Regions from separate parts of the Mus musculus genome. Here all the other regions are linked to region 1. Evidence: chromatin loops called from intact Hi-C (ENCODE). Cell type or tissue: heart. All regions are shown on one strand.

Region 1 (4,000 bases):
TCAGGACCCAGCTCACTGGACCCAGGGCTATCTCCCAGCTTAATTATATTACTGACCACCATGAACTAAAGAGAATGCAGATGAACTAGTTTCCAACTTGTGAACAGCCCAGCAAGGGAACTGCGTTTGTTCCAGCAGCTCACTGTAGGTTCTAGTTCATCAAATGAGATAGTTTGGAATTAACTCTTGTATAAAATTGAGAGCCCCTCAAAAGGAGATAAACAACTATAAACTATGTATAATTTTTTAAAGTGTAGAAGCTATCTCTCACCAAATATCTCTGTACTCTGAGGAGTGCTTCACATGTTAATGTCTGTTTTGGCTGAGTGTGGTCATCATAATCCCAGCATTAGGGAAGCTGAAGCAAGAGGGTCAGGATGGGCGATCCTCAGCTACACATCAAGTTTGAGACTAGCCTGAGTTATACAAAATCCTGTCTCAAAAACAAACTCCGGTCTGAAAAATTCTTAATCGAATCCAAAAGACTCCATCTGCCTACTCAGCTACCCACACACCTAACTTCAGGAACCCACACCTGACCTGTCGAGTGAGAGGTAATTTTTGAATGAGCTGATACTAAGATCACTCATTATGTGCTTCCAAGCCCACCCACAGGCACACACTGTGTGTGGCACCACGCACACCTCCTGGGGAGCCTTATTCCCACCATGGCGAGTTACAGACACAGCCTGCAGCAGCTTCCTTACCGCCGGAAGACAACATTGTAGAAGGGGATGCACAGGTCAGAACACGGCTCCAGGATCTTTGTCAGCTGAATCTTGATACTGATCTCGGCATCGTCAGTTTTCCTCTGACTTTTTAACTCAACAACCTAAGAAATAAACATGTACAGTAACGAGAAATGACAACGCTACACAGCCTTAACCCTAACTCAGTTCTAGAGCCCAAAAGGTAGCTTCTACTTCCCCTCACTTCACAGCCTGTGCTGGCAAAATCAGTGTGATAATAAACAAACAAACAAAATAAATAAGATTCAAAGTTGAACACTGAAATCTTTAGTTTTGTTTTTAATTGACGTTATGTATATGTATCATGTATATACAGGTATATATATACCCAAGGAGGCCAGAGAGGGCTTTGGCTCCCTGGACCTGGAGAGGATGACCGGATCACCCAGTATGGGTGGTAGGAGATGAACTGGGCTCTCTGCAGGAGAATCGGGTGTTCTTTACTGCTGAGCCCTGACGTTGAAAATCTGAGTGATTTGTCAGAGACCCAATGCTTCCTACCAGTCCACTTCCTACCAGTCCATTTACGTATCAGAAACGTTACTTCATAAACGCAAGCTGGAGTGGGGCTGGGGGTTGATCCCTGCTGTGTTCTGCAGAAATCTGCCTTCTGTCAAGCAAACTGTCCAGAAAATGTGTACTTTGCCACTACTCAACCCCTCAGAGCACACCGGAGTTTCACCCACACCACACTCTCCACTGGGTCTCACTTGTTGAAGCTTAACAGGAAGATAAAGAATAGAGCCATCAAAAGCAGTGACGTTTCCAGTGACAGACTGGTGGTCCTTCAACATGCCAAACCTCATGCTTTTGCATTCCACACTGGGGCTGCAAAATAACAAAGGGGATTTTAGTTCAGTTTGACTCAAACAGCAATCTTTACCAAAGCTGCGCAGTAAGTTATGTGACTTCAAGAAGCATTTTTTGCCCAGTACAGGGGAATGCCAGGGCCAGGAAGCAGGAGTGGGTGGGTTGGAGAGGGTATAGGGGACTTTCGGAGAGGAAACTAGGAAAGGGGATAGTATTTGAAATGTAAATAAAGAAAATATCTAATAAAAAAAAAAGAAGCATTTTTTGTACCTGCACTCCACCTAGTGGTCATATTTATAATTACACAGCTAACTAAAGAATGTCTCAAGGATACCTGCTGGAGTAGAAACATTAGAAAATGTAACTAATCTACCAGGCTTAGAGTTTATGCGTGCAGTTCAGCTACATGAGAGGCTGAGGCACGGGGATCATCAGTTTAAAACCTCTATAAGCAACTGATAAAGATCTGGAGGGAAGGCAAAACAAAATAAAACAAACAAAAATCCATAATTCTAGACAGCTTGCTTTTACACATCATTTATATCCTTCTAGACTTCTAAGCAGAGGATCAGAACACCGTAAGGGGCCATATTGTATCTAAAACTTTACATGGCCATACACTCTTGCTATAAAAACACAAAATCATAGCATAGAATGGCACAAGTATGGCAAAGTTCAATACAATTTCACGGTTAAACAAGCTGTGAGCCAGGCCTGACCTTGGGCTGACTGTGGTCTGCCAACCCCTGCTCTCAATCTTCAGCGGCACACACTTTTAAAGTGTTCCCCCCACTTGTTTAAAGAATTCTTTTTGAGATTTATTTTTATGTCTATATGCATGTGACTATGTGCATCTGCAGAGGGTAGCAGATTCCCTGGAGCAGGAATTATATGGGTTGTGAACCACCTGATATGGATGCTGGACTGAACTCAGTCCTCTGCAAGAATAGCAAGCTTTTGTTGTTTTTTTAACCTCTAAACCATCTCTCCAGCCACTAAACTGCTTTTGTTTTGTTGTTGAGACAAAAGTCTCTTGTAGACCAAGCTGGCCTTGAACTCAAAGAGATCCACCTGCCTCTGACTTTCAAGTACTGGGATTAAAGTCACGAACCACAATATCCTGCCATAAGGTACTTTAAAAATGAGATTGTAATCATTTTCATTCATGGTGATTTAAACTTTATATTATTCACTGCAGCAAATTGGCAGCTTAACAAATTGTAACAGCTACCTAATTATCAATGATTGTTCTACCATATACACTAGGGCACAATCTTGTTCTGCAACTGTAAAGTGTGAATAAATCCAAGATTAAAAACAAGATCCAAGTGTGTTCAAGTATAGGAAGACGTAACAAAATTCAACTGGCATCCCTAATATTAAATATTCACATGGTAGCATTTCCCTCATATGCAGATTGAGTACATTTCATGCCAATGCTTAAATCCAAAGCATTCTGATCCTGGAGTATTTGCATATACATAATAAAATATCCTGTGCATGAGACCTAAGTATAAACATGAAATGCACTCACGTTTTGTGTATGCCCAGTCTAAAAGTAATTTTATATATATTTAAAAATTTTTTTTAGGCTTAGGGGTGTTTTGTTGTCATTGTCTTTTGAAAGAGGGTCTTTATTTAGTAGCCCTGGCTGGCTTCGAACTCACTGTGTGACCAGGTTAGCCTTGGCCTTGTGGCTATCAGCCTGCCTCTGCTTCCCGCATGCTAGGATTAAATTCCTGCACCACTACACCTGGCTTAGATTTGTTTTGTGTGTATGAATATTTTGCCTAACTGCATGTATATGTAGCTCATATGTGCCAGATGATCATGGAGGTCAGAATAACTATATGTATATGTAACACATATGTGCCTGATGACCATGGAAGTCAGAAGAGGGTACTGGACCCCTGTGGACTGGTGTTACCAATGTTTGTGAATCACCATGTGGGTGCTTGGAACACCTTGACCTTCTGCAAGAACAGCAAATGCTCTTAGCCACTGAGCCATTTCTCCAGCCCCTTACATAATACTTTTAACAAGTCTGTATATGAAAAGTTTCATGGTGTGTAATTTTCTACTTAGAGCTTCATGTCCACATTCAAAAATGTTTAGATTCTGGGGCATTTCAGATTTGGGGTTTTCAGACTGGGACAAACCCCACCTATGCACATTTAGAGCAACATTCTGGCATTCCCCTCCCTGTTCCTATTCCATGAGGAAGCAACAGAGCTACAGGCAACTCCTGTACCACATCAGGGTTTTCCATATTATCAGTATCTTCTCTATTACATCACCTTCACACCATGGCTTCAAAAGTCCAACTGGGCTAGGCTCAGTCAGTAAAATGCTTGAACCTGCCCTAGTTTGCTTTTTTTTTTTTTTTATAGCTATGATAACACACCACGACCAAAATCAAATTGAGGGAGGAGGTGTTTTAT
Region 2 (4,000 bases), 240 kb before region 1:
ATGCTGCCCTCTAGGGTCCCTGACTGATGGCCCAGCTTTGCCTGGAAGCCCCAGGTATGCTCGGCACCCAGCCCCCCCAATACTCACGAGATGTTGACGCTGCATTTCTCACAGGTGTGGAGCTTGGGTGGAGTGGCCAAGGCCCTGGAGGTGGGCAAGGAAGCCTGGGAGCTCAGCGAGCTGGGCACAAAGGCAGGTGTGCCACCTGGGACGGGTAGGAGACAGAGTCCATGAGAGCTGCCTGTCCACCACAGAGGTATCCAGCTATACACAATGGCATTTTATGACATTCCTCCGTTCCTCCCCAGGACACGCCCGCTCTTGTGGCCAAAGGCCCACTTTTACATGGGCCTCTAGAGTGCCAGTGGGGATGCCACTTAGTAAAGGAGAAGAGGCAGAGCCTTGGCAAAGGCTGATGAAGAACCTTATCCTTCCAAAGCAACCTGGGAACGTCTGTGCCTAGTGTTTGCCAGAGACAAGTAGGTGTTGTCTCTCCATGGGCCAGTCATGATGATGTAAACAGACAATACTAGGTCATAAGACCATCACAGTGTCTTTGTTCGGCCCTTTCAAAGGACATTTATATACATCATTGCATCTGAGCCAGCGAGAACACTAAGATGAAGCACAAAAGCACTGGGCAGCCATTGTCCAAGCTTCAGCTGAGATTCTGTGGCACCCAAGAAGTGACCTTACGTTTGTACTCTTCTCCCCCCACCGACCCACTACCAATCTCCCTGGGACCCCTCCCATAGAGACCTCAGAGTCAGGATGGGCAGGCTTTGTTCGGAAAACCTTTTTATTTAGCCCCGTGTTCCCGCAAACAGCCTTGTGATCACTACACAGAGTTGTAACCAGCTGCCGGGGACCGGCTATTCTGCAGCTCCAAGCCCTATTCTGCCAGCATCATCCTCTCTGTGGACAAGACAGGGTTCTTGTCTGCTGCTACAAAGGGTTCATGACTTCCTGGAGGGATAGCATGCATCCCACTGCTGTATGCACACCTGTGGGAACTTCTTAGAGCCATATCTCCAATCCTCGGGGGTCGAGGTCGGGTATACTCTACATATCTGTTCCACTGGATAAACACACCGGTGTATTTCCAATGAGTAAACAGGCAACTGACTGTACTCTGTTGTTTGCAGAGCTACCTCGCCTGGCATGACAGTCTGTGGCATAGTGTTCTTTGTTCTGGCTTCCAAGGCCCCTGCCTCAGCACAGCTAGTTCCCCCGGACACCCTCCCCTGCTACCAGGCCAATCCAGTGTCTAGTGAACATAACCCAACGCTCTGATTGCTGGCCTCCACATTCCATAGTACTCCTGCCAGGCCACTGTCTGAAAGCTGATGGAGTCTAGGATCTTGTTTCAGGGCCAAATCAAATCCCTCTTTTTCCAAGAAGCCCTCCCTGGAGACCCAACCCAGAGTCCCTGCTTTGACCACTCCCTTGTTTTCCTGGTTCTGACTAGTACCACCCACCACTTTCTGAGGGTACCCAGTAACCCCAACCAGAACGTAAGCTTCTTACTTACTGGTGTCTGACATATGCCCCCTAATGCCTAGTTCTGCCATGGATCCTTAAGCTACTTCCTTAGTCTGTTTGGCCTCATTCCAGAGAGTCCAAGGAGCCTTACTTCATCCAGAGCCTAGAGGCCTCACCTCTCTCCTCAGCCTCCAAGGCTTCCTGTAAGAGTCGAAAAGAGCTGGACTGCCTTGGGGCGGCCCGTCCCTGGCGGTTCTCCTGCAGCATCTTGAACACCTCTGAGTCTTCCTCCAGATCCAAACTGCTGTGGAAGAGTAGAAGAGACAACTAGGAATAAGGACCCTGCAATGATGTTGGGACACACCCCGGTGCAGACAAATATGAGAGGATTAAGGGGCGGAGACTCGCATCCCTCTCTAGGAATCCAGTCCCGTCCAGACCCTCCAGGAGCTCACCCAACTCTGCAAGACCTGCTAGTACCTGAACCTAGGGCTGGAGGGCCGTCCTGGGGAATGGAGCAGCACCCTCACTGCGGAGTCGCTTGGGCTGCTGTGGCCGGCCTGTGGGAGGAGAACGGCAGGGAGGAGTCAGTCCACCCACCCCCACCCTGGTGGCCAGCTTGTTCTGTGTGCTTTACAAGATGCTGTTCTCAAAATCGACGCAAGGGGGCGCCTAGCCTCCAACAACCCACTGGTATCGGGTACCCTGTGCCCTGCCCTCATAGCCAAGGCACCAAGGATGAGATCCCATAAGGGAAGAGACGCCCATTGCCGGATAAAGAGATGTTTAAGTTACACTTGGGAATCCCACAAGGAGCAAAACGAGGACGTCGGGTGGGCACGCCACACAGACACCCTTTAGATATATCGATATATTCCACAATATAGTAGATCATGCTACTTGTGTAGAGATGTGGCCAGCCTCCTACTCCACAGAAGAAACAGAAATGCAAGCATGCCTGGAAGCCAATCATCTTGCAACAAGGGCATGGAAGTACAAATGTGTAAAGAATGTACTCCAGGTGCAGACGGGAAACAAGCTTCTAGACTCAACAGTGAAGAAGAAAATTGAGTTTCGGGCCGGAGAGATGGCTCAGCGGTTAAGAGCACTCACTGACTGCTCTTCCAGAGGTCCTGAGTTCAAATCCTAGCAACCACATGGTGGCTCACCAACCATATGTAATGAGATCGAATGCCCTCTTCTGGTGTGCCTGAAGACAGCTTCAGTGTACTTACATATAATAAATAAATAAATCTTTGAGAGACAGAGAGAGAGAGAGAGAGAGAGAGAGAGAGAGAGAGAGAGAGAACTGGGTTTCAATGTCCCCCAGCAAATGCATGAATCAATATTTGCAGAGTGTAGCTGCTCATACACTTAGGAGTTGGTGGTCGGGCTGGGCAGGTGAGCCCAGACTTACAGGGCAGTAAGAAAGGCCAGCCCAGGGGGCTGGAATAATGGCTCAGCGGTTAAGAGCACTGACTGCTCTTCCAAAGGTCCTGAGTTCAATTCCCAGCAACCACATGGTGGCTCACAACCATCCATAACAATATCTGACTCCATCTCCTGGAGTGTCTAAAGACAGCTACAGTGTAACTTATATATAATAAATAAATAAATCTTAAAAAAAAAAAAAGAAAGAAAGGCCAGCCCAGAGCCTGACCTGATCCTCTCTGTGCCCAGCCCCCCACCCTGGCCCCAGGAGGGCTTCACCCTTTCTACACTTATATTTTCATGGCCTTGTTGCAAAAATTCTGTAGCACAACAAGGTTGGGAAGCTAATCAGACCATATGTGTGCTTCTTTCCTGTGGTCTTGGGGCCTCTGAGATGCTAAGAGTGTGACTCAGGAGGGAAGTGTGGACCTCTTGACTCCTGCTGCCATCTGTGCAGCCTGAGGGGTGAGGAATTCTGTTTTTTTGTTTTTTTCCATGAATGCATCCTTAAGAGCCCAGAGGGTGCTTGAGGAGAAGCAGCTGGCTGAGGGAGAGGGATGAGAGTTCCCGAGGGACGACCGAGCCTGACTCTGAGGACCAGAGAGAGGGGAAGAGGATCCTGCTCTCCCCAGCAGCACTGGGACCAGCCAGGGCCTGCCTGTCACCTGACCCCAGCTCCTACTTTAGCAAACAGGTTTGTCAAAACACAAGCTCCTGGCCCAGTGGTAGCAGCAGCAGCAGCAGCAGCAGCAGCAGCAGCAGCACAGAATCCCAGCTTTCCAGCTCTCCAGGAGGCCAAGGCAGGCAGATCTCTGTGAGTTCAAGGCCAGCTTGATCTACAGAGCGAGTTCCAAGACAGTCAGAGCTACAAGGAGAAATCCTGCCTTGAAAAACAAACAAACAAAAAACAAAAACAAAAAAAAAAAAAAAACCCCACAAGTTCCTGTTCTTGAGTCCCCAATTCCTACTCTGCAGCAAGTCCAGGCTGGGGCCCCGGAGATCTGTGTTTATAATAAATTCCCTAGGAATCCGAATTTTCCCATAGACGTTCTCAGGGGCTGCTGCTGTTTGCTCAGATGGGACACTA
Region 3 (4,000 bases), 230 kb before region 1:
GCTGTTTAACCATCCTGGCTAGGGTCCAAGCCACACCCAGGCTCAAGAAACCAGCCAGGGCCAGGCCATTGCCCTGTGCACTTAGGCTTTCCCCAGTCCTGACAGATCTGGTGCATCACTCTTCCCGTCATCAACCCTGCCTCAGATAAGGGCACCTTAAGTGACAGGTCAAGGAGCCAAGAGTACCAGGAAAAATATAGAGGCAGTCCAACCCTAGTCCCTCCCCAAGTCCGACGTGATTCTCCTGCTCCAGGGGCCTCTGGACAGGGATTTCAGGGCACTTGGTAAGCAGGCGGTAGGCAGTGATAAGGTTGAGCTGATGCCAACCTCCATTGAGGATTCAGCCTCTGAAGTTCAGAGCTTCTCTCCTGTCACCAGTTGTACTGTCTGGGTTAGGTGACACGTGCGTAGCACCTTACTGCCTGCTCAACTGTCAGCCCCAGCCAAGAATGGTGCTTTCTATCAGCCGCTGAGGTGGCTCCCGTAGAAGCTGAAGGAGGAGTTTGACCTCCAATTCCAGGCCAGCCTGGGTCACAGAGTACGACTCTGACTCACCAAGAGACAGAATGGAGTTTTCCTTTTCTGGAGGAAAGGCCAGGCCCAGGATGTGCTAATGTCCCCAGAGGCCACCAAGCCCTGGGTGAGCAGAGTTACTTCGACCACCTCTGCCCCACCCACTCCCAGCTTTCCCAAACTGAATGCACAAAGACTTGATCCCAGAGAAGAAAACCACAAAGGTGTGGTGTATCAACGGAGCACAGAGAAGGAAAACTTTAGTGGGGAATAGTTAGAAATGTCACCAAGTTCCGGCAACCTCGTGGTAACAGCTCCAGAATCAAGAACATATCTCAGCCCCCAACCCTGGACTCTCCCATCAGGCCCTGCCCTGTCCCTGCTGGCATTAGTGCTTAGTACCTCTAGTGCTTGGAGCTGCTCCATTCTGCCTGTCACCCCTGCTCACCTAGCTCGGACTACAACCCATGACAGAAAGAAATCCCACATTCCTAAATGGACAGAATCCCCCTTCCCAGCCTCTCCCCCTATGCCCACCCAAAGGATAATGAAGCAGACAGGCAGGTCCCTGGCACCCACGTTTATTTTATAGTCTCTTCCAGAGAGGATCTGGACACTGGGGAGAGCTGGGAATTAGGGCAGCAAGCTTGTCTCCCTGTAAATGAATCTTCTGATAAGCCAGGGAAGTTGTGTGCCTCAGTCAGTCGGCAGGGTACATGGGGAGGCCCTACCCAGGGGTTCAGGAGGCTCTGAGAAGGAAAGGCCTTGAGGCAAGGCCTGTCATTGGGCCTTCAAGGCCGAGGAGGTGTTCCCACCTTGCTTCCTGGCCCAGCTGGAGGCCAGAAGGCAAAGTGGTAGCAGGCAAGCTGATGAGAAACGGGAGGAGGCCTTTGGTCTCCACCAGGGTAGAAGGCTGGTCCTTATTAGAGGAACCCCATGGGGGTGAAGCGAGAGCCAGTCCCCATTAGGGGACATGCTGGGGGGTTGGAGGCTTAGGGGTCTGGTCTCAATAAGGCCTGGAGACAGTCTCCACATGAAAGCAGATGTCTGTATTTGAGGGGCGGTGAAGGGGGCTGTCAAAGGAATGCCTGTGACTTGCGGGGTGGGAATCGGACTTCAAGGAGGCTTGGAGGGAAAGTTGCTGGGGTCTCTGCAGAAGCTGGGAGCACAGGTCCTGGGGAGGAGGCTATGGAAGGCCTCTCTCCCTCCCATAGTGCTACTGCTCCCCTCCCGATCCTCGTTGGCTCCAAACTGCCATGGAGACCACTCACACTGGGGCTACATAATTTCCAGGGAATGTCCCAAATTTCTGAGTTCGCCGGGAGACACCTGAAAAAGAAGGCGTTACGCGGGTTAGGGCGCGCCCTCCGCTGACAGTACCTGGAACTGCTAGCTCGCAGAGAAAGGGCTTGATTGCCTCGCCTCATTCATGCCCCCTAGCGGTACAAACAACGCTGCACTTCTAAACCAACCAACCAAGACAACTTTGCACAGCACTAACTCCGTGCTTCTTTGAAAAACAAACAAAAACAAACAAACAAACAAACAGGACTTGAGATGATGGATCACAGATCTTCTATAGGGAGGAATCCACTGATATAATAGAACACCTTCATTTCAAAGATGACCATTGGGCTGCCTAGGGGTAGAGCTGGCTTCTGACTTGCTGGAGAAACTTGTCCTGGGGTGCGGAAGGGAATGTCCTTGAAATGAACTAGTATGAAAAGGGGGCTAGGATTTTTATTTTCCATCTTTTTAAAACTAATCTACACTTAACTGGCCACATGTGGCTACTGGATACAATATCAGAGGCACAGGTCCAAGCCATTCCCCATAACATTACGGCTTCTGCTATAGAAAGGGTGTGTTTTCTTCTTGTCAATAGAAGTCTACAAAACTTCATATGTAGTTTAAAAGAAATGTCAAAGCAAAGGAGGGTGAGTGTTGAGGTTTGGTCTATTGCTGTGTTGTTGTTGTGTTGTTTTGTTTTTCGAGACAGGGTTTCTGTGTAGCCCTGGCTGTCCTGGAACTCACTCTATAGACCAGGCTGGCCTCAAACTCAGAGATCCTCCTGCCTCTGCCTCCCAAGTACTGAGATTAAAGGCGTGTGCCACCACTACCTAGCATATTGTTGTGTTGTAATGCTAAATATTGTCCTTCAAGGTCTGGTTGCCCCCAGGGATGAGAAAATCATCCTGCACACCAAGGGATGCTATGTAGCCTTGCTCCTTAGGTTAAAACCATTGGTAGAATAAAGATGCTAACAGCCTATATAGCTGGGCAGAAGAGATGTAGGTGGGGCTTTGGTTCCCCAGCTGGGGGTCAGAGGTAGGAACACAAGAGAGAAGAGAGAGGAGGAGAGGAAGATGCCATGAGGTAAGGGATTGTGAGAACTGGCCATGAGAGCTGACCAGTTGGAGTAAGAGCTGCCCAGATAAATCAGGGCAAGCTATTATAACTTGGGGTTATTGATAGGGAAGTAGATACTAATAGCTTAGAGAGTAAATATAGGCCCAGATCTAATGCTGTCTTATTATACATTTAAAAGTTGTGTGTCTTTTACCTGGGAACTGAATGATCAAAGGTGGGGGTAGAAACCCCCGACTGAGGTTAATATTTTTCTACAACACATGAGAAAAACAAGCAGTGAGGACCTCTAACTCCCATGGTGTGAGAAAAATGCCTGGCACTGAGCCGCTGAAAGTCAGATTAGAAAGGGAAGGCTAGCCAGGCAGTGGTGGCACACGCCTTTAATCCCAGCACTTGGGAGGCAGAGGCAGGCGGATTTCTAAGTTTGAGCAGCCTAGTCCACAGAGTATGTTCCAGGGCAGCCAGGAACTCACAGAGAAACACTGTCTCGAAAAAAACAACAACAAAAAACAAAAAAGAAAGAAAGAGAGAGAGAGAGAGAGAGAGAGAGAGAGAGAGAGAGGAAGGAAGGAAGGAAGGAAGGAAGAAAGAAAGAAAGAAAGAAAGAAAGAAAGAAAGAAAGAAAGAAAGAAAGAAAGAAAGAAAGAAAGAAAAGACTATACTACCCAGTGACCTCTGCCGAGGTAGCGCTTTAATCCTTTGGGCTCCAAAGTCTGCTTGTCAGAAGTCAGGGCTTTTAGCCATTCTCTTCTCTCCCTGGCCAAGAGTATACAAGGCGTGCCCACTTTAGGGAATCTGGTAAGTGGGTCAGCGGGCACCAGACAAGATCAGCATGAGGCTTTAGGTCTTAAGTCCTTGAAGTACAATGTCTTGGGCCAGTAGTGAAGGGCTGAGATCTTTTGTGGGGGTGGGGGGAGTTTGAAATAGGGTTTTATTGGATAGCCTTGGCTATCCTGGAAGTCAACCTGGCCGGCCTCAAACTCACAGAGAACTGGTCTCTCTCTCTGCCTCCCGAGTGCTGAGATTAAAGGCATATGCCAGGCTGGCTGACATCTTAGGTTGTTTCTCAGCTTGTGGGGTGGGGTGGGAGCAGGGGAGAGGACACTAGGGTGTGAGA

The links. A loop is a pair of places that touch in the nucleus more often than their neighbours do. Peaks named below come from ENCODE experiments on the same cell type or tissue, not always from the same donor. Only the 100,000 strongest peaks of a DNase experiment are listed, where the experiment ranks them.
Region 2: it touches region 1 in a loop (6-fold over the local background); 14 of 42 quality-filtered maps call a loop at or near these places.
Region 3: it touches region 1 in a loop (2.7-fold over the local background); 11 of 42 quality-filtered maps call a loop at or near these places.

Annotation. Positions count from the first base shown.
Region 1 is chr14:70,409,675-70,413,674 of GRCm38, forward strand. It overlaps Piwil2 (piwi-like RNA-mediated gene silencing 2), which reads right to left. Exons shown (of 23, transcript NM_021308.2): 7 at 1,460-1,577; 8 at 708-832. Among named protein-coding and RNA genes, the nearest start is that of Gm24890, 17 kb to the right of the region's middle. In heart, a CTCF peak has its summit at 1,849 (motif pointing left); no DNase peak of the experiment used is centred here.
Region 2 is chr14:70,166,003-70,170,002 of GRCm38, forward strand. Pdlim2 (PDZ and LIM domain 2) reads right to left here. Exons shown (of 10, transcript NM_001253736.1): 7 at 1,963-2,042; 8 at 1,659-1,786; 9 at 88-205. Among named protein-coding and RNA genes, the nearest start is that of 9930012K11Rik, 8.5 kb to the left of the region's middle. In heart, a CTCF peak has its summit at 2,142 (motif pointing right); DNase peaks (open chromatin) are centred at 269, 1,389, 2,109 and 3,419; H3K4me3 peaks cover 803 bases; H3K27ac peaks cover 1,845 bases.
Region 3 is chr14:70,179,390-70,183,389 of GRCm38, forward strand. It overlaps Sorbs3 (sorbin and SH3 domain containing 3), which reads right to left. Exons shown (of 21, transcript NM_011366.3): 21 at 1,079-1,842. The coding sequence ends at 1,781. Among named protein-coding and RNA genes, the nearest start is that of Pdlim2, 4.6 kb to the left of the region's middle. In heart, a CTCF peak has its summit at 1,913 (motif pointing left); DNase peaks (open chromatin) are centred at 102, 1,432 and 1,832; H3K27ac peaks cover 442 bases; H3K27me3 peaks cover 1,094 bases.